5 separate regions of the Homo sapiens genome follow, and all the other regions are linked to region 4. The links are chromatin contacts, found by Hi-C or POLR2A ChIA-PET in ENCODE. All regions are on one chromosome and are shown on one strand. Each heading gives the region's core, a stretch centred on a gene start or an enhancer-like site at or near the end of the contact. The rest is flanking DNA. Distances are from core to core; before and after follow the strand shown.

Region 1 (3,677 bases), core at 778-3,277, 1.1 Mb after region 4:
TTTTCCAGTACTCCCGTATCTGTAACAATTGACTATTTTACAGCTAGGTTGTAAGCACCCAAGGCCAGGGGAAATTGTGAAAGAGCCTGAAAGCTCAATTCTCTTGCATGCAGGCTGTAGAGTCTCTTCCTCTCTGACATGAAGCTGCCTGGGCAGGGGACATCTGCCTCCTTTGCTCCTCACTGTAATCCCAAACCCTGGTACTCAAAAACCACTTGCTGCATAAATGAGCACTATGTCTTTTTAGAATTTGCTTTATGCAAAGTGGCAGATAACCTAAAGGTAGTTTCCTATAAAGTTTGCTCTCTCTTTTCTAGAGGAATGTGAGATTTCTATTCCACTTTTGCTTCTGCTGCACACGACCATAACACCTCTGAACGGATAAAAATGCTACAGCTAAAAATATTCTTGACATCAGAACAATAATTAAAATGATACTTCAGTGACTAAATCATCTTAGATTTGACTTTATAAAAGCTACATACCTTTCCATATGCAGGTCTTTCTTATTCCCAACCAACATAATAGGTATTCTATTTGTAAGAAAAAAAAGACAAACCAGTAAGTGCCAGATTGTATTGCTCAGAAGATACTATTAAAAGAAGTTTCTCTAACAAGCAGATAAAATGGTACTACTTACTGTACTTTCCCCACCATATCCAACAATTTGCCATGGATAACTTTAATCACTTCAAAACTATAAAACAAAAAGTATAAATTAGACATCCATTTTAATGTTGAAGTTTTTAAATGTATGTTATGTTGCCAGCTGGAAAAATGTAAAATGTCACAGACTCACCATTTTAACATAACATAAAATGAACACAAAGAACTCCTGTTTTTTCCTAGCAATCCATTCACATGTGCATACATCTGACACTCAGCAACCCTGACTGAGGATATTCAAAGTGAAACAGGTAAGGCATTCAAACGGAAAGCCTACCACTGGGCTGAGAAACCACATAAATGCAAATTTTAATCACCCAACTCATTCAGCAAAGAACCAACTGTTTACATTACAACTTGAACAGCTTTTCCTAGAGTGCCCTAGTACATTCAGCCTGCTCCTGTGTTCTTTCCTAGGTACATACATTCTCTGGGTGATGCCAGTATCTCTTGGCTTTCAATCAGATCAATGAGCCGATGACTCTAGGATGGAGGTGGCTCTCACCGGGAAGGGGATCTGAGATGTCATAATGATCACTTGAAATCTGCCACAGCAGGATTATTTATACCACTGACTGCTGGCAAATGGCCACAAATCATTTTCCACCCTCCCCCAAAAAACCCATGCAAACATCTGCCAGCACATCACTGGCTCTACTTTCAAATCCTACCTAGAATCTGACGGCTTCTCACTCCCCTCCACTGCTGCCGCTGAGGTGTGAATTCCTGGCCCAAGTCTGCCTGCATCAGTTCCACAGCCCCAACCCTTCCCCGCCACCCCTGCTCAGCACAGCAACCAGAGGACTCTGCTGCAGCAGATGGACGGTGCCTGGTTCAACATCCTCTGATGGGTGGCCATCTTTACTCGGCCCCAGTGACTCTCAAGCCGCAAACTTCTGACCTCGTGATCCGCCTGCCTCGGCCTCCCAAAGTGCTGGGATTACAGGCGTGAGCCACCACACCCAGCCTCAAATGTCACTTCTTACACCTCTTCTGTTTACCCTAAATGACAAATTTCCTTTCCATTTCTTACCCCTTCCGTACTTTATTTTTCTTGGCAGCATGGTCACAGACATCCTATCTCGCATGTGTGTCGTTTTACTGTTTGTCTCCCACACCAGAAATAATAGGTCCGCAAGGGCAGGGATTTGTCTGCTTTGTTCATGATTGCATCACAAGCTTCAGAATAAGTTAGCTTGTTGAATGAATTACACACTGTGCTATTTTAAACGATGTGTGCTGTCATTTGATAAAAACAAAAATGAAATTTAACCCCCCTACAAGCTCGCTGTGGGTCAACAAATGGGATATGGGTGTCCTAAGGACCTGCGGTTGCATTACAGAACCACGGTTTCCTCCGCATGCTGTATTTGCCTATCTTTAAAAGTGTCGCCACTTGGGCAAAAATACAGTACCCTGTCACGTGAGAAACAGCTGAAAGAACTAGGACTGTGTGGCAGGCAGCTTGGAGCCGGCTCCCAGATCTCCTGCTCTCCTAGTGGCCACACTGTGTGTCATCTCCCTGCATGGACCTAGTGACGTGCGTCTAATGAACAGAATATGGCAAAGGTGATGGAATGTCCCTTTTGCGGTTAGGTTATAAAAGACAGTGGCTTGTCATGCAGGAAATTCCCTGGCTCTCTTGTGCACCTGCCCCAATGAAGTGAAGCACCTGGCAAGGAGCAGAGGGCAGCCTCAGGCCAGCGGCCAGCAAGGAACTAAGAAGCTCAGTCCAACAACTTGCAAGAAACTCAACCCTGTCAAGAGCCACGTGAACACGCTGGGAAACATCTTCCCCCAGGCAAGCCTTCAGATGGGACTGCAGCCCCTGCTGATACCCACACTGTGGCTCTGAGAGACTGAAGCAGAGGACACAGCTAGGCCACACCCAGATTCCTGACCCACAAAAACTGTGAGATCATAAATGTGTACTGTTCTAAGTGGCTAAATTTCTTGAGATCACTGATTTTCTGAATCAAACTGGTTGATTCGGAAAGTTTTACTGACGTATTTCTTGGATATTCATAAATATTTGTGTATTCAGCATACAGATTTCTAAAAAACAAAACACCACTCTTCTCATACTCCCTCATGTCTCAAATTTGAGAATGCTGATTAAACTACGAGCTACTAGAAAAAAAAGGCATTATTTAAAACAGCCCCATTTGTTCCCAAACCCACTTATGCCAGTTAAATTCATCATAGTCATAATTTATGTTGCAAACTTTTGAAGTATGTGTAGACAGAGTTTTGTTTGTCTGAAAACTAGAAGTTGAATACTGTGAGTTGATCTACTAAAAACGGTGCTCCTTAATAAGGTGTGCCAAACCAACTGAAAAAGACTGGTGGGGAAAATCACAGCAATCTAAATAGTTGAGGTGTAGACTGTTTCCCAAGCATCTCACTCGGAAGAAACCGAACCAGAAGTCATAATGGACAAATCGTGGATGTAGTCATACTGAACAGCAGTGGGTGAACTCATATTCAAAGATGACAATTTGAAAATTTCACAAGATGAGTGACTGAATGTATATTTATGCTTTAAAACAAAACACTGGAGATTGACATCACCTTTCCGATTTTTTTTCCCTTTAACCAGTGTTGTTTTTTTGTTTTTTTTTTGAGACACAGCCTTGCTTTGTCGCTCAGGCTGAAGTGCAATGGCATGATTTCAGCTCATGATACAGTCTCCGCCTCCCAGGTTCAAGAGATTCTCCTGCCTCAGCCTCCCGAGCAGCTGGGATTACAGGCACCCGCCACCACACCCGGGTAATTTTTGTATTTTTAGTAGAGATGAGGTTTCACCATGTTGGCCAGGCTGGTCTCGAACTCCTGACCTCAAATGATCTGCCCACTTCGGCCTCCCAAAGTATTGGGATTACAGGTGTGGGCCACTGCGCCTGGCCCTTAACTAATGTTTTAAAGTAAGTAACCCGGCTGCCTCAGATAGGAGAGATCTACTCCTATATCAATATACCCAATTTACAGGCGACAAAGGTACGGTGAAGTAA
Region 2 (4,006 bases), core at 1,384-3,883, 1.2 Mb before region 4:
CTTAGGCGATCCACCCACCTCGGCCTCCCAAAGTGCTGGGATTATAGGCGTGAGTCACCGTGCCCGGCTTCTCGGCTACTACATTTTAAATAATAAAATTATACAACAGAATTTTCTTTCCAAGAAAATTCAGATTATTATTTTTTTGTAATCTACTCATATTGTGAGTCAGAGAATGGCAATTTTCATTATTAAGCATTCACCATCTGACAAATATGTATATTCAGGTAAATCCCAAATTACGGACTGCATATGTAGCCACAGGCGAAAAGTAACTTAGTCTGCTCAAGAGCAGTTGCCCCAACAGGATAGTTCTCATACTTTTGTGATTTACAGATAGTTATACTGTTATGGGCATTGACTTGATTCATGTGTTGAAATACAGGTTTAGCAGGGTTTGATTCATACATGTTTGAAATGAAGACTTCCTGGAAAACCAGGGTCATGTGCTTATCCTATCACCACACACATGAAACCGCCCCAACAGGGTTCACAAAAATTGCATGCAGGTTCTGGACAGAAATATAGTTATAATTAAGCATTAATCAGGCTGCACTTCGGCCTACTTCCTTGTTGCTAATAGTCACAAGGCACTAGATACTGACATTTGCATCTCTATTGTTCCTATAGATAGGATTTCAGACATCAGACTAAGAATTGATTTGCATCCCTGTTGTTCCTGTAGACAGGATCTCTGACATTAGAATCATAAGGCTTTTGTTTAAGGATCGCTTAAGATGTTTTTCAGACCACGAGTTCCGGTGAAACAGTTGAGTTCAACCAGTTTGAAGACCCCCCACAGAGGAATGGGATGAGCATGAGAATGTAGTTTCTTCATCTCCTTGTACCACGATTTCACCAGCACTCTCCCACCAATCAGTCAACTCCATTACCCTTACAAACTCTAACCCCAAATTCCCAAATTCCTAGCAGAGATGGATGTGAGGCTTCTTCCTGTCTCCTCCTTAGGTGGCCCTATGATTAGACCTCTTTCTCTGCTGCAACCTGGTGTCTCTGCATATAGACTTGCTATGTGCATTGGGCAAGGAACCTACTGCTGTTACACACACTCTGTTGACTTAAAACACAACCTCACCAGAAAACACTTTGTTCTCGCAGGTCCTTTTTTTTTTTTTTTTTTTTTAAGATGGAGTCTAGCTCTGTCGCCCAGGGTGGAGTGCAGTGCTGCCATCTCTGCTCACTGCAACCTCCGCCTCCTGGGTTCCAGCGATTCTCTTGCCTCAGCCTCCGGAGCAGCTGGAATATCAGGTGCACGACACCACGCCCGGCTAATTTTTGTATTTTTTAGTAGAGACGGGGTTTCACCATGTTGGCCAGGCTGGTCTGGAACTCAGGTGATCTGCCCGCCTCGGCCTCCCAAAGTGCTGGAATTACAGGCGTGAGCCACTGCGCTCGGCCTGTTCTCGCAGGTCCTTTTGCTCAGACGCAGCAAACCGTAACCCCAAGCTCGATCTCTGCTGCTCTCAGGAATTCCACTTCCTCCAGCTTGGGCAACATAGCGAGACCCTGTCTCTACAGAAAAATAAATAAGTAAATAAATAAATACAAATAAATAAAACATTAGCCGGGCTTGGTAGCTGCGCCTGTAGTCCAAGATGCTCGGGCAGGCTGAGGGGAAGGATCGTTTGAGCCCAGCAGTTTAAGGCTGCAGTGAGCCTTGTTTGTGCCACTTGCACTCCAGCCTGGACGACAGAGGGAGACTGTCTCTAAATAAATCAATAAATAAGGCCGGGCGCAATGGCTCACGCTTGTAATCCTAGCACTTTGGGAGGCCAAGGCGGGTGGATCATTTGAGGTCAGGAGTTTCAGACCAGCCTGGCCAACATGGTGAAACCCCGTCTCCACTTAAAAAAAAAAAAATTAGCTGGGCATGGTGGTACATGCCTGTAATCCCAGCTACTTGGGAGGCAAAGGCAGGAGAATCGGTTGAACCCGGAAGGCGGTTGCAGTGAGCCGAGATCCCGCCACTGCACTCCAGCCTGGGCGACGGAGTGAGACTCCGTCTCTAAATAAATAAATAAACAAAAATTAAGAATCCTATTTCCAGACCAGGCCCCGGAGAGTCAATAATCCGAGATGTGAAGGAGACCTTAAAATATTATTGATCCCAACACAGGCCGCGTGGGACCTGAACCGCCTCACCTTGGCAACCACATTTGTAATTTCCGCAAATGATCTATATCTTCTTCATTCCAAAATTGTGCCTCTCCGTCACTCATTCCACCCATAGGCTCCCTTCAGCCGTGTCCCCCTTACTCTCACCCTGCACATTTCCGCTGTTCTAAATACGGCTGCCCTTCAGCAGAAGCTGTTGCCTGCAGACGGCGCCTGCGTATCGAGCCTCCGTGAAGAAAATCACTCCCCAGAATGAGCCCGGCTTTGCGGCTGGGTCCTAAACTGCGGTGAGCTGAACCTTCTCGTGGGAATGTGAGAAAGCGGAACACACGTGGGCCCCAAATAACAACCCTCCCCACACCGAAGCCCAAGAGCTGGGGGGGAGGGGCGGAGGCGACGCGGGGGGCGCTGGCCGCAGGGGCCGGCAGGGGGCGCGCTGGCCGCGGTGGCTGGGCAGCGCGAGCCTGCGGCGCGTCTAGGCCCGCGCGGTTCCCGGTGCACTCGCTGCCCACAAAGCGCCAGCTGAGGGGCCGCTGCGGGTGGAGTGCGGCGGAGTCGGCCTCGCGACCCCAGCTTGATCCGCCGCCTGCTGCACCGCGCCTCCGCCGCGTTCCTGCGCGTCCCGAGCCCCGACGGCCGCGTGAGTCCCGTCCGTGCGGGGAAGGCAGGGCCGGGTCGGCGCCGCCTGTGGAGAGGACCCGGCGGCCGGGCCTGCTTGGAGCCGGGCGCGGTGGCAGCGGCGGCAGCGGCGGCGACTTCCGAGGCCCGGGCTAGACAGCGCAGGGCCATGGCTGAGGCGGCCCCGGCCCCGGTAAGGGCGGCCGCGCGCGAGTGTTGTGAGCCCCCGAGACCCAGACCCCGAGGGAGGAAGGCGGGCGGGCAGGGAGCTGCCAGGCATAGGCGCCGTTCTCGGGTCCCGCCGGCCACGTCGCCTGTCGCCCGTGCTTGGCGGCTGCAGCCTCGCGTGAGGGGACTTAGCGGGTGGGTGTGAAACCGCCCACCCGGGGACACCAGGCTGGGCCGCAGGTCTGAGGGGCACTCGCAGGCAGCTATGAGACCCGGGGCCCTGCAGTTGGGTTGAAGTCGAGGGGGTGCCTGCTGCGTGTCAGCCCCACGCCTGCCCGCCAGACGCGCAGCGGGGTTGGGCTGGGGAGCCGTCAGCCATTCTCGCGGCCGCGGGAGCGTTCGTCACCAGCAATCTGAGCGGTGGCGCGGGCGGCATTTAAGTGTGCGGAGGCGCATTCCCGCCGCGCTGCGTGACGCCTGGGCTCCCGGCACCGGACTCGGGACACGCGGGAGGCCCTCCCGAAATAGCTGCCGAATGAATGGTGCGGACCCGGAGGCTGGAGTGGCCTCGCGTGCGTGGCGGTTCATTCGCGGGTGTTTGCCAAGGCCTGCGGGGGCCGGCAGCGGCCAGTTGCCAGGGCGACCGAGGCGACCGGGCCGCGCCTGCACGCAGCCCCGTAGAATGAGAAGGGGACGGTCAGGCCGCGGGGAAAGCACTGATCGCATTTGCCACCCAAGAGGTCTTTGGTCACCTCTAGGAGAGCAATTGTACTGGGTCAGGAGCCACCCTGGCACATGAGGGGTGACTGGGAAAAGGAGGAAGAGCAGCGATGGGTAGGGGGTAGAGCAGAGGGAAGTGCCACCTCCACTCTTGGACCTGTTTTTCTTTTTTCCAACCTTTTTTTTTGTGTATAGGTGGGATGGTAGCGATGATCCTGTGTTGTGCCAGTCCTGGCTAATAGAAATATAAGGGAAGCCGCATACAAAACTCTAAATCAAGCTTGTCCAACCCGCGGCCCCCAGGCCGCATGCGGACTAGGACTGCTTTAAATGCGGCCCAACACAAATTCGTAAACTTTCCTAG
Region 3 (3,936 bases), core at 1,068-3,567, 1.3 Mb before region 4:
GTTTTGACAGTGAATGGCCGAGGGATGCCCTCAGGGATGAGAAAGGGTCAAGGTAAGCCCACACCGTGGCTCACGCCAGTAATCCCAAACACTGGGAGTTTAAGGATGGAGGATTGCTTGAGGCCAGCCTGGGCAACATAGTGAGACCCCATCTCTACCAAAAAAAGAAAAAAAATAGCCAGGCTGGGCACGGTGGCTCACTCCTGTAATCTCAGCACTTTGGGAGGCCAAGTCAGGCGGATCACGGGGTCAGGAGATCGAGACCATCCCGGTTAACACGGTGAAACCCCGTCTCTACTGAAAAATACAAAAAATTAGCTGGGTGTGGTGGCACGTGCCTGTGGTCCCAGCTACTAGGGAGGTGGAGAAAGGAGAATCACTTGAACTCGGGAAGCAGAGGTTGTGGTGAGCTGAGATCGCGTCACTGCACTCCAGCCTGGGCGACAGAGCCAGAAAAAAAAAACAGCCAGGCGTGTTGGCAAGCACCTACAGTCCCAGCTCCTCGGGAGGCTGAGGCAGGAGGATCCCATGAGCCCAGGAGTTTGAGGCTTAAGTAAGCCATGATCAGGACAGTGCACTCAAGCCTGGGCAACAATGCGTAACCTTATCTAGGAAAAAAAAAAAAAAAAACGGAGCTAGAAGTCCCAGGAGGCCTGCCCTTGGCCATGATGACCCCTGGGATTCCTAGGCTCACCCTAGGAGCAACTGCTTCCCAGGGACTCTTCTGTGTTAAAGACCTCTGACCGGAAGGATAAACTTGCTGGTCCTAACAGCTCCTAAAGCCACTCTCCCAGGCCTCTCAAGAATCCCCCCAAAAACAGAATCACTGGATCAAAACCAAGACAGTGCTATATGCTTTTCCGCTATGTTCCAAAAAGCATCTTCCACCCACACTGGTCCTCAACTTTCACTGTGCCTCCCGAAGTTAATTCTATGTCTCAAGGGAAAACTGACTTAAAACGCAGATTCCGGGGCCCACCCCTGCATTCTGCTTCAGTGTATTTTGGGTATCTGTATTTAAATAAACACTATTTAAACAAACATGATTTGGGTAAAGGTCTCAAGACACAATTTGTAAGCAGTCCCGCTATCGGATTCCTTTCGGCAGGTGTTTTTCTCGCCGAGTGTGGGTTTTTACTTCCTTTTCTATTTGGGCAAAGACTCTTTTTGAATCAGTGACCCACGCAGAAGTTACTCAATCTGTTTGAAAGAGTATAAAGTTCACGATTTCCCTACACACTAACATTATCAAAGAGTGTATATTTATATTAGAACAAACTCAGAAGGTTAAAAAGCTAGTGATTAAAAGTAAGGGCAGAGAGGAAGAAGGTAAAGACCAGTACCTGGATGCCTTATTCTCTAGGAATAACAACTTTTCCTTAATTAGCACTTCCTAATCTTCAGAGTTCTTATGTCTGCAGCTAGCTCACTTCGAAGAAAAATGCAGGGACCATGAAGTAGTTGTTACTATTCCTACTGGAGTACGCGCTTCATGGGCAGGGACCACACTCACAATCTTTTCCTCCCAGAACCCAGTACAGGGACTGGCACACAGTAAATGCTAAATGCAGAAGGAATGGTATCTCTAGTTTCTCAAAGGTGCAAACCAAGCCATCCCTTTCTCCAGAATCTATGGATTAATCATTTCCAAATCTACAGACCACATTTTGAAAAGGAATGCTTGCTGTTCCAAAGAACTCGCACTTGTTTCTTCACGCCCTCGCCCCTTCTCTCCAGTGGCTCTCCCTCTCCCTTCCCACTGCCTGGGCGCGTTCGCCTGGAGTTAGCCTGGACCTGACGAAAATCTGTAAATTAAGGCGAAGGACCCAGCTGCAAAAAAGGCGCTCTGCAGCCCTCTCCCAGCCTCGGGTGACAGGGGTCTTCCAGGGCGTCGGAGCCCAAGAGACCCCGGCCACCTTCCTCTCCCGGGAACCCCAAATCGATCCTGCCACTGCCACAGCCACCGCCCCCGCCCCTTCAACTCCGCCAAGTTTACCCCGGGCTCGGCGCCCATCACTAGTTCTGGAGCTGACCGCGCGGAAGCCCGCCCGCCGGGGTCGCAGGGCCCAGGCCCCCGCACAGCTCTGCAGCCCCCGCAAGCACAGCCCGACCCGCGGCGCGCTTGCCGCTCACCCTCGTCCGGGCCCTCGGCACCCGCCACGGCCAGCAGCTGCACCAGCCCCAAGAGCAGCAGGAGCAGGAAGGCTTTCCGGGGCCTCATGGTAGCGGGGGCGGAGCGCGGCCTCCTAGCGTCGGCGGCCGCTGAGCGCACCGAGAACTCGGGGTCTGGCCGACAGCCCGTCGCTCCTTAGCGACGCGGGGGAGCCGGAAAAACCCACGGAAGTCGTCCCCGGCGATTGGCAGGGGGCGGAGGAAGTCGCGGGCCGGCCAATCCCAGACTGACGCCGGCACGGACCGCGCGCGCCTCGGCCGCGACGAGTCGGCTCCGCCGCCCTAGGCCCTCCCTACTCCTGCGCGCGGCCCTCGGCTGCGCGTTTAAAACTCCGAGCCCTAACGTGAGGTGCCCCCTTCTGATTGGCTGCGCCACAACCACCAATCAGCGGCTGCCACTCGGTTTGCCGGGAGCGCACAGGCCAAGAGGGAGAGCGGGGGAGAACAAAGGCGGCGGGCCGGGCACGGGGAGTGCGGGACCTGGCTACGCCTCGGGGCGCTATTGGCAATCGGTGCCGGGGGCGGGGCAGGAGAGGCGGAGCCTGGGAAATGTGGAGCGGGGCGGGGCTCGGCTCAGCATCCTGCGGCCGAACTTGGCAGTAAGAACACGTGTCGGTACCGGAGCGGTGGGGAGCAGTGGCGAGCAGGGCGGTCCTCGCAACCCGCCGGGGCTCTGGGAAGCTGGAGACCAACGCGGGCGGAGGAGCACGAGCCTGTTTGTTGCTAGAAAGGGGCTCCAAGTCCGCTGCATGTTCGTGGCCTTCTTAATTTCTTTTTCTGCTCGAGCAAATAAAAGTTTCATTTCTCTCCGGAGTATTGAGCTAGAGAGCGGGGAAGAGCATGCAGTAAAGTGAATCCAGACTAGAATCTGGGGAAGCCTCTCTCCAAGGTTGCATCTCGGAGAAACAAGCCATCAGATTCTTGTCTAAACTTTGCCTCGTCTTATTTAGTTTTCTAGTGATTTTCTGCAAAAGGAAATACCAGATAGGCAATCTAGTGGTTTACATAGATCTGAATAAAAGCTTGAGGTTTTCCCTCTTGACCACTTTGGAGAAGAAAACTAGGTTAAGATGACGATTTTTGTATGTCAGAAAAGAAGCCTGTAATGTGCATTAAGTTTGAGACTTTTTTTTAACACCTGGGAGTTTGAGAAGGCAAATAGGGAAAAGAAAAAAAATAGAAACTCAAGTTCAGGAATATTTTCTCGTGTGTGCAGATTATTACGTGAGGAAGAAAAAAGGGATAACTCACAGACCTTAGCAATTAAAAATACTTAATTTTTTTGTTGAATGCCTATTAATCTGATGGTTCCTGGTCAATTTTGTAGGGCAGAACATTATGCAACTGTACACACTGATTTATTAGAGTGCTATGAATGTGGGCCACCAGACAGTTCGGTATCATGTTATTTTATTTTTTGAGACAAGAGTCTTGCTCTGTCACCCAAGCTGGAATGCAGTGGCGCCATCTCCTCTCACTGCAACCTCCGCCTCCTGGGTTCAAGTGATTCTACTGTCTCAGCCTCCCGGGTAGGTGGGACCACAGGCGCCCGCCACCACTCCCTGCTAATTTTTATATTTTTAGTAGAGACAGGGTTTCACCACGTTGGCCTGGCTGGTCTCAAACTCCTGACCGACCTCAAGTGATCCACCCACCTCGGCCTCCCAAAGTGCTGGGATTACAGGTGTGAGCCACCGTGCCCAGCCTTAATATCATGTTAAAGATAGACCTGTTCTTCAAAAAGACAAGTCAGAGTTCTCATCT
Region 4 (3,951 bases), core at 1,121-3,620:
CCAAAACTTATTTTCTGTGATAAAACTGCAGACATTCAATGTAGTTTTAGGTTGCGGGTAGCCTCTCTAAACATAACTCTAAAGGCAGAAACCATAAAGGAAGACTGCTAAGTTTTGGCACATTAAAACAAAACTTTCTCGCCGGGCACGGTGGCTCATGCCTGTAATCCCAGCACTTTGGGAGGCCAAGGCGGGCAGATCACGAGGTCAGGGGATCGAGACCATCCTGGCTAACACAGTGAAACCCCGTCTCTACTAAAAATACAAAAAAATAGCTGGGCGTGGTGGCGGGCACTTGTAGTCCCAGCTGCTCGGGAGGCTGAGGCAGGAGAATGGCGAGAACCTATGAGACGGAGCTTGCAGTGAACCGAGATCACACCTCCCTCTACACTCCAGCCTGGGAGACAAGCCAGACTCCATCTCAAAATAAATAAATAAATAAATAAATAAATAAATAAATAAATAATAAAATAAAAATAAAACAAAACTTTCTTATGCTCGCTTCAGCAGCACATAGACTAAAGCAAAACTTTCTCACATCAACAACTGAAAAGGTAGGCCGGATGCAGTGGTTCACATCTGTAATCCCAACACTTTGGGAGGCTGGGGCGGGAGGATCGTTTGAGACCAGCCTGGGCAACACAGTGAGACCCCATCTCTACAGAAGAAAAACATTAAAATAAAATAATTAGCTGGATGTGGTGATGTGATCCTGTAGTCCCAGCTACTCAGAGGCCGAGGTGGGAGGATTGCTTGAGCTCAGGAAGTCCTGGCTTCAGTGAGCCATGATAGTGCTACTGCACTCCAGCTCTGGTGACAGAGTGAAACCCTGTCTCAAAAAAAAAAAAAAAAAAAGTTAACAAGTACGAGGAAACACGTCTGCAACAAACATGACAAGTCTTTAATACCTGTACTTTATGAGTGCCCCCCAAACAATAAACCAACTCCCCAACTTTTAAAATGGGCAAATAGAAAAGTGGGCAAATGGACATAAACAAATTCACAAGAGAAAATAAAACTGGCAAAAAATAACCATGTGAAAAAACAATCCAGCTAACTAGTACTCTAAGAAATGCAAGTACAAAAGATGAGAAATAACCATTTCAAACTAAATTTTTTTTTTAAAAAAGTCTGTGTTGTCAAGTATATGGAAAATGGGCATTTCTCAGGGAAAACTAATACGTTTTCCTGGAAGATAATTTAGAAAACATTTAAAAAATATATTCCTTTTATACAGCCATAAATAATCATGTTTAAAAGAATATCTAATAAAATGGAAGAAAATTCACAAGATCGTGTTAAGTGAAGAAGGCAGAATACATCTTCGCAAGGCATTATTCCAATTATGCCAGACATGCCATGGATATACGTAGAGAAAACACCGGAGGCAACATACCAAAATATTAAATGTAATTGACTCTACGAGGTAAAACTGAGTTTTATGTTCCCCTATTTCCTATTTATGCAATAGATTTAAAAAGTATTTTTACGACTAATTATACAATTCAAAAATTGCCTGTGTTGAAAAGCATGAAAGTACATGAAATTGTACTACCCTGGAAACCCCAGGAAGTGTTTAGTTTGGAAAGCCAGGGCCACCTGCTAGTGGGTGAGTCATGGGCACAGGCTCGCACCTGCCACCGCAGACGCCACACAGGCTGCTGAGCCTTTCCAAGCGAAATGCCCCACGTGCGCCAACGGCCACCTCGGCCGTCGCCCCACGCTTGGCCCGCAGCCAGAGGAAGCCCAGCAACTTCTGCTCTTTCTTAATTTCTAGAAAAGAGTGAAGAGAGGCCTTTTCAAAGTTCGCAGGATCGGGCCTTTTTGTGCTCCACTTTGGAACAAATCGGAAGCTAGGGCCTTCCAGGTGCGCCACCGCCGTCCCGGGACCGCCGCGGCCGCAAGCGTCCGCACTGCGGCCGGGGTGCGCGGCCTGAGAAAGGCCCGGGCAACGACGCTCCGGGGGCTTGCCGGAGCCCTCTTTGAAGTCTCCCGACGGGCTCCCAGCCTCTCATAAGGCAGCTAAGGCCGAACACCCCGGTGACCATAGGCCAGCCACGCGGTCGCCCGGGGACGCGCGTGCTCCGCAGGGACAAAGGGTCGGGAAACTTGAGCTCCGGCCAGTCCCAGAGAAACCCGGGCTGGTGGTCGCCATGGCAACGGAGTCCGACCCTCCGAGGCCTGCCGCCCTGGCGCGGCAGTGGCTTGAGTGACCCGGCCCGCTCTTGGCGGGGGCGCCCGCGCCCCGGCCCCGGCAGTCCCTCCCCGCCCCCAGGCCGCGGCCGCGGGAGCCGGCGACTGACCCTCGGCAGCTCCTGTAGTCACGTGGCGCTGGGAACCCGGCGGGGGGAGGTTGGGGACGGGCCTGGCAGTTGTGAACTCGAACCTGCCGCTGTCGCCGCGGCGGGGCGGGGAGCGAGAGTGGGCCGCGGAGGCCGGCCTTCGGGCTCCATGGACGGGCGCCGCGTCCCTGCACAGCCCGCCGCAGAGGTACGGCCGGGGCAGGGGCGCGGGGCCACCGCGGGCCCGCGGGGGGCCGCTCCACCTGCGGGGCGCGTGACCGTGAGTGTGCGCGACCGTGTGTGAGTGCGCGGGGGGGGACGCTGCTGGATCTGCGGGGGTGGGGGAGCGCACCTGCGCACAGGCTCCGCGAGCTGCGCCGTGCGTGGGACCCGAAATGGCTCACTCGCAAGAACGGGACCCGTGTGCCCGGGAGCGTGGACGGAGGACACGCATCAGTACAAAAGGGCGGTGTGGGGCTTCTGCCACCCGCGGCCAGCCGCGATGCGGAAGGGGATTCTGACGGAGTCGTGGTCACACCAGCTGGCCCTGCGCAGCCCCATGGGAAATAGGCCTGGAATTCCTGTCGGGAGGAGGCTGGGGGAAGGGGAGCCAGCAGGGATTCCAGAGTTCCTGCCATAGGCCGGCCTTTGGCCATCAGGGAAAGCCCAGACTCTGGCCACAGAATGGAGAATTCGTTCCGTGACCTTACCAGGGAAGAAAGTGACCCCGAAAGACAGCAGTGTGCTTCCTTGTTGAAGGGGCACATTCATTTATTAATCCAATGTCCATTAAGGTCACTCTGCCAGGCAGGATGTGGGGCTTATGGCTGGTGCGTGTGGCTTTGTGGGGGGAGGGGTTGTGGCTGGTGAGGACACAAAGCTGACTGCCCTAGAGGAGCTCAGAGCCTCACTTCTGTTTTCTCTTCCCTCCCCACAGGTAAGGCTGGCCTCTCTGCAGTCAGAGGTCTGAGCTCTGCCATGGGGATAGGGGTGTCTTTATTACTGCAGTTTTCTCTAACACCTGGGGGCTACCGGAGTGTGGGCCGAAGCAGGCGCTGCAGCCGCGGAAGTATCCCCAGGAACATCCCCAAGAGGAGCTGGAAAAAGCCTCATCCCCAGCTCTGCAGTCTCCAGGGTAGAGTCTGGCCTTTGCTGTGCTCCCAAACCACGCCACAACAGGGGTGCACGGGCGTCCCCATCCCGGCGGAAGGAAATGGCCCTTTCTCATATCCTGGGGTCTTCCCTGTGCACAGTCTGACACTGGGAATGAGTGACCTTTGTGTTCCCTGAGAAGAGAGAGTGCGCTCTAGGGAATTTAGAAGGATGTGTCTGGAGCTTGTGAGCAGGCACAGAAGGGCCCTTAGGAGCCTAACTGCTTCCTTCCTCCTTCCGCGGAGGAGGCTCCTGTGCAGGAATCTGGGCTCCCCTGAGCTGTGGAAGAGCTGAACATGGGGCAGCCCCTGGCGAGGTTGGGGCAGGACCGGGCAGGGGACTGAGATTGCAGTCTCATCTTCCCTCCCCTTCTATTGCCCCAGTAATCTCCAGCACCCCGAGGGAGGCAGAGCCGGTGATCAGGCCCCGAGGGCAGCAGGCTGTGGGTGTTCCTTGGATTCAGGGAGAGCCTTCCTTCCTGCAATGTCCTAATTTGTGTGGGTGGAAGAGGGCAGGC
Region 5 (3,615 bases), core at 23-2,522, 1.2 Mb before region 4:
CAGGAGATTCCCAATCACTTAAAGAGGAGAGAAAAAAAGAAAGCCTGGCTGTAGAAACAAAGCTTGGAGAAATCAGAAAAGAATCTGTACCTGCCAAAGGAGGGTGGGGAAAAGGAGTGGGAAGCAAAAGGGAAGAATCAAATGCAAATAAGGAGCATTACATTCCTAAGATTATAAAATTTCATTGGGGGCACAAGAAAAACTTGCACACTTAAGCAAGTTATACTTAACTGAATGTAACAGGGTTTCTTGGATTAAGCCTCAGGATACGCCTTTCAAACTCTAAAACCGGTGCTCAAATTTTCAATACTACATTACAATACTACAGCATTTACGGTAAATTCGATTTACGCTAACCACCCAATTCATTTTAAGTTTTCTGTCCTTTCCTAGAGGGAGCGGTCTCCAATTTCTCTCAGTTCCAGCTTTCCTTCTCCTTTTTCTCATCTGCTTAACACTGATGTGCTTCTCTGAAACTACCTTCAGCAGGAGAGCACGGGCCCCAGAGAGACCCCGAGGTTCAGAGCCCCGACACTGAAGGCAGGGACAGCGTTGTTGATCTGAGCCTACAACAGGCCGAGAAACAGATCTTTCCCACCCGGATTCTTTCTCCCAAACCAACTTTTATTTATGTATTAAACAGACGGGGTCTGGCTGTTGCCCAGGCTGGAGGGCAGTGGCTATTCACAGGCGCGATCCCACTAACGATCAGCACTGGGGTTTTGCCCTGCTCGGTTTCCGAGCTGGGCCGGTTCCCCCTCCCTGGGGAACCTGGTGGTCCCCGCTCCCGAGAGGTCACCACACAGATGCAGAACTCAGAGGCACCGCGCGACGGACCTAGCGCATATACAGCGCAGAGCTCCCGGGCTCAAGCGCTGCTCCCGCCTCAGCCTTCCGAGTGGCCGGGGCCACAGACGCGCGCGGCCAAGCCCGGCCAGACCAGCTTTTCCCCAGGTCAATTCCAGAACAGCACACGCAGCAAGACTGCACCTTCTCCAGCCCAGCCCGGAGCTCAGTCCGTGGGCCACTGCCAACCCCCAGGCCCAGGCCCCGGCCGCCCCACTCCCTGGACGCGGACCCCAATCCAGCTGCGACAGGGACCCGAGTTTCGACAGAGCCTGCATCCTCCACCGGCCCTTCTTACCGAAGCCGGCTCGGCCATGGCGGTTCCGCACGAACCGGCCCTGCCTGGCACGGCCTCCCCTCCGCTCCGCCCCAACCCAACTCCCAGGTACAGCCCTGCTGGCCCCCAAAGGCAGAGCCGGCCGGGCGCGGTGCATGCTGGGACTCGGCGCTCGGAAGCGGAAGCCGCTCCGCCCCATAGCGCCCCCTGCGGGCGGGAGGAGCGGCGCCGCCAGAGGGAGTCGGTCCTCAGAGGAGGGGCCCGGGCACCCTCCGTGCGGGCCGCAGCACGCCGGTCTTTGAGGGACCCTTGGACTCCCGGATCTGCATGCGAGGGATGCGGTCGAAGACGAGATGAGGGAGCTGACGGGAGGGGAAACGGAGGGGCAGGTGAACATGGAGAGAGCAGGAACAGGGAGAGAGTAGGGACAGCGACTGGGAGACGCGCTCCACAGAAACCCGGACTGAGAGGCAGCGAGAGGGTGAGAGTCCGGTGCTGTTCCTTCCAAAGCTGCCCCCAAGTCAGGGATGAGCTCGAGGGTTTCGTTTGTGAGGGGGTCCCGGGAATCCAGCGAGGCCGGGTAGGTGGTGGGGGGCGCGCGGTGGCCCGGGGTGTCCGTCCCGCCGGGGGCGCGGAGGCCGTGTGGGCCCCGGGCATGTCCCGTCGGGGACGCGGAGGAGGGGTCCGCCCACCACGTCCGGTCCCCGTGGGTGCAGCGCCCTTCTGGGCTCCCCGAGCGTCCACACTCCCTCCTTGGCAGAGAAAGGCCTCGGGCAGAGACCCCATGCGGAAGCCACCCCGGCCTCGGGGCCGCCTGCGGGGACTCAGGGTCGCCCAGGGATGCGGGCCGGGCACCCCTAGCCCCCGGCGGGAGACTGTGACAGAGCGGGAGAAGACGGAGGAGGCCATGACACAGGGCGTGAGAAACACGAAGACGCAAAAACGGGAGAGGTGGGAAGACGCAGAAGGGGAAACCAGGGAGAGACAGAAAGGAGAGAGAGGGCAAGGAAGGGGGTGGCGACTGTCCCCAGAAAATCAACCTCGCATTCTGTCCTAGTCATGTTTTAGGTGTCAGGCTAAAGTAACAAATGAAAAGTGTGTAGTTAGAAAGGATGTCCATGAGAAAGTAGTCCCTGCATAGGCTGAGGAGCGTGTGCACATCTGTATTTGTCCCGGAATCGTGAAATGTAGATGCACCTTACTGATTAAAGGGTTAAAAAAAAAAAACCTTACATTAAAACTAACGTTTCGGATGGGCGCGGTGCCTCACGCCTGTAATCCCAGCACTTTGGGAGGCGGAGGCGGGCGGATCACGAGGTCAGGAGAGCGAGACCATCCTGGCTAACGGCGAAACCCCGTCTCTACTAAAAATACAAAAAAAAAAAAAAAAAAAATAGCCGAGCGTTGTGGCGGGCGCCTGTAGTCCCAGCTCCTAGGGAGGCTGAGTCGGGAGAGTGGCGTGAACCCGGGAGGCGGAGCTTGCAGTGAGCCGAGATCGCGCCACTGCACTCCAGCCTGGGCGACAGAGGGAGACTCCATCTCAAAAAAACCAAAAACAAACAAACAAAAAAACTAACGTTTCTTTGGGTGTAAAGTTCTATGAATTTTCACATATGTATGTATACGTGTAGTAACCACTGTAACCAGGATACGGAAGAGCCCTGTCCCACCCTGAAACTCCTTGTGCTGCCATTCTCTTCTGTGCTTCATTTGCTTTATGGTCACTCCCTCCGACACCTGGATCCTTGGCAAGGACTGATCTGCTCTTGAAACCTAGTTTTCTCTTTTTAGAAATGGTATATAAATGGAATCATACAGTATGATATAACCTTTTGTGACTGGCTCCTCAAAAGCGTAATGCTTTTGTGATTCATCCATGTTTACGAAGAGTCAAACTGTAAAATATTTAGAAGTTTATTCTGAGCCAAATATGAGTGAGGAAGGCCAAGGTACTGTCTGAAGAGGTCCTAAGAACATGTATCCAAGGTGGTTGGGTTACAGCTTGATTTTACACGTTTTGGGAAGACTTAAGACATCAGTCAATACATGTAAAGTGTACACTGGTTCTGTCAGGAAAGGCGGGACAACTCCAAGCGGTGCTTACAGGTCACAGGCGGATTCAGCGATTTTCTGATTGGCAATTGGCTATCTGAAGACCAGGTTCATAGAAAGGAGTGTCTGGGTTAAGATAAGGGGTTGTGGAGACCAAGATTCTTAGGATGTCTCATAGTGACTGTCTTTAGATGGCAAAAATTTCCTATTTAAACCTTTAAAAGGTGCTAGATTCTCTGGCCGGGCGCAGTAGCTCACGTCTGTAATCCCAGCACTTTGGGAGGCTGAGGCAGTAGGATTGCCTGAGCACAGGAGTTGAAGACCAGCCTGGGCAACATGGCGAAACCCCATCTCTACAGAAAATACAAGATTTTGTCAGCACAGTGGCAAAGACGTTAATCTCAGCTATTTGGGAGGCAGAGGTGGGAGGATTACTTGAG

Evidence for each region. Hi-C counts contacts between places; a loop is a spot of excess contacts on that map. ChIA-PET counts read pairs that join two places held with the same protein, here RNA polymerase II (POLR2A). Pooled maps may share reads with other maps.
Region 1: a loop to region 4 is called in a pooled map, with 8 times the contacts of the local background. The contact joins the enhancer-like site here to the promoter of REPIN1 in region 4. A Hi-C loop is called at or near these places in 1 of 37 single-sample maps with no recorded cell type and 3 of 50 pooled maps. POLR2A ChIA-PET finds 5 or more read pairs at or near these places in 1 of 52 experiments (GM12878).
Region 2: a map with no recorded cell type shows a loop between it and region 4 (5-fold over the local background). The contact joins the promoter of ZNF398 here to the promoter of REPIN1 in region 4. A Hi-C loop is called at or near these places in 4 of 37 single-sample maps with no recorded cell type and 6 of 50 pooled maps.
Region 3: a loop to region 4 is called in a pooled map, with 17 times the contacts of the local background. The contact joins the promoter of PDIA4 here to the promoter of REPIN1 in region 4. A Hi-C loop is called at or near these places in 2 of 37 single-sample maps with no recorded cell type and 11 of 50 pooled maps.
Region 5: a loop to region 4 is called in a pooled map, with 5 times the contacts of the local background. The contact joins the promoter of ZNF425 here to the promoter of REPIN1 in region 4. A Hi-C loop is called at or near these places in 1 of 37 single-sample maps with no recorded cell type and 6 of 50 pooled maps. POLR2A ChIA-PET finds 5 or more read pairs at or near these places in 1 of 52 experiments (OCI-LY7).

What each region holds. Positions count from the first base shown.
Region 1 is chr7:151,470,909-151,474,585 of GRCh38, forward strand. RHEB (Ras homolog, mTORC1 binding) reads right to left here. Exons shown (of 8, transcript NM_005614.4): 5 at 641-697; 6 at 486-533. Among named protein-coding and RNA genes, the nearest start is that of CRYGN, 33 kb to the left of the region's middle. RefSeq lists a silencer at 888-937 and an enhancer at 2,158-2,417. Within about 2 kb of position 2,028, at least 5 of the 41 ENCODE cell types and tissues checked have a DNase peak (open chromatin) inside an H3K27ac peak, as active enhancers do; they include GM12878, where a contact is called at or near this core.
Region 2 is chr7:149,144,820-149,148,825 of GRCh38, forward strand. ZNF398 (zinc finger protein 398) reads left to right here and starts at 2,634. Exons shown (of 6, transcript NM_170686.3): 1 at 2,634-2,947. The coding sequence starts at 2,924. It overlaps LOC107986856 (a long non-coding RNA gene), which reads right to left and starts at 2,542. Exons shown (of 2, transcript XR_007060581.1): 1 at 2,164-2,542; 2 at 1-1,533. RefSeq lists enhancers at 264-837, 838-1,411, 1,412-1,985, 2,079-2,128, 2,560-3,133 and silencers at 2,439-3,078, 2,743-2,914, 3,209-3,358, 3,499-3,548.
Region 3 is chr7:149,026,188-149,030,123 of GRCh38, forward strand. It overlaps PDIA4 (protein disulfide isomerase family A member 4), which reads right to left and starts at 2,318. Exons shown (of 10, transcript NM_004911.5): 1 at 2,134-2,318. The coding sequence starts at 2,221. RefSeq lists enhancers at 1,438-2,032, 2,033-2,626 and silencers at 1,951-2,000, 2,091-2,160, 2,231-2,810.
Region 4 is chr7:150,366,452-150,370,402 of GRCh38, forward strand. It overlaps REPIN1 (replication initiator 1), which reads left to right and starts at 2,371. Exons shown (of 3, transcript NM_001099695.2): 1 at 2,371-2,490; 2 at 3,220-3,417. The coding sequence starts at 3,261. The region is part of intron 3 of REPIN1-AS1 (REPIN1 antisense RNA 1); the gene reads right to left. RefSeq lists enhancers at 1,845-1,904, 1,944-2,748, 2,749-3,554, 3,555-3,951 and silencers at 2,155-2,624, 3,135-3,284.
Region 5 is chr7:149,125,052-149,128,666 of GRCh38, forward strand. ZNF425 (zinc finger protein 425) reads right to left here and starts at 1,273. Exons shown (of 4, transcript NM_001001661.3): 1 at 1,145-1,273. The coding sequence starts at 1,162. It also overlaps the pseudogene RN7SL521P and a transcript of ZNF398 not described here. RefSeq lists enhancers at 1-188, 436-987, 988-1,539, 2,203-2,252 and silencers at 698-871, 1,603-2,042.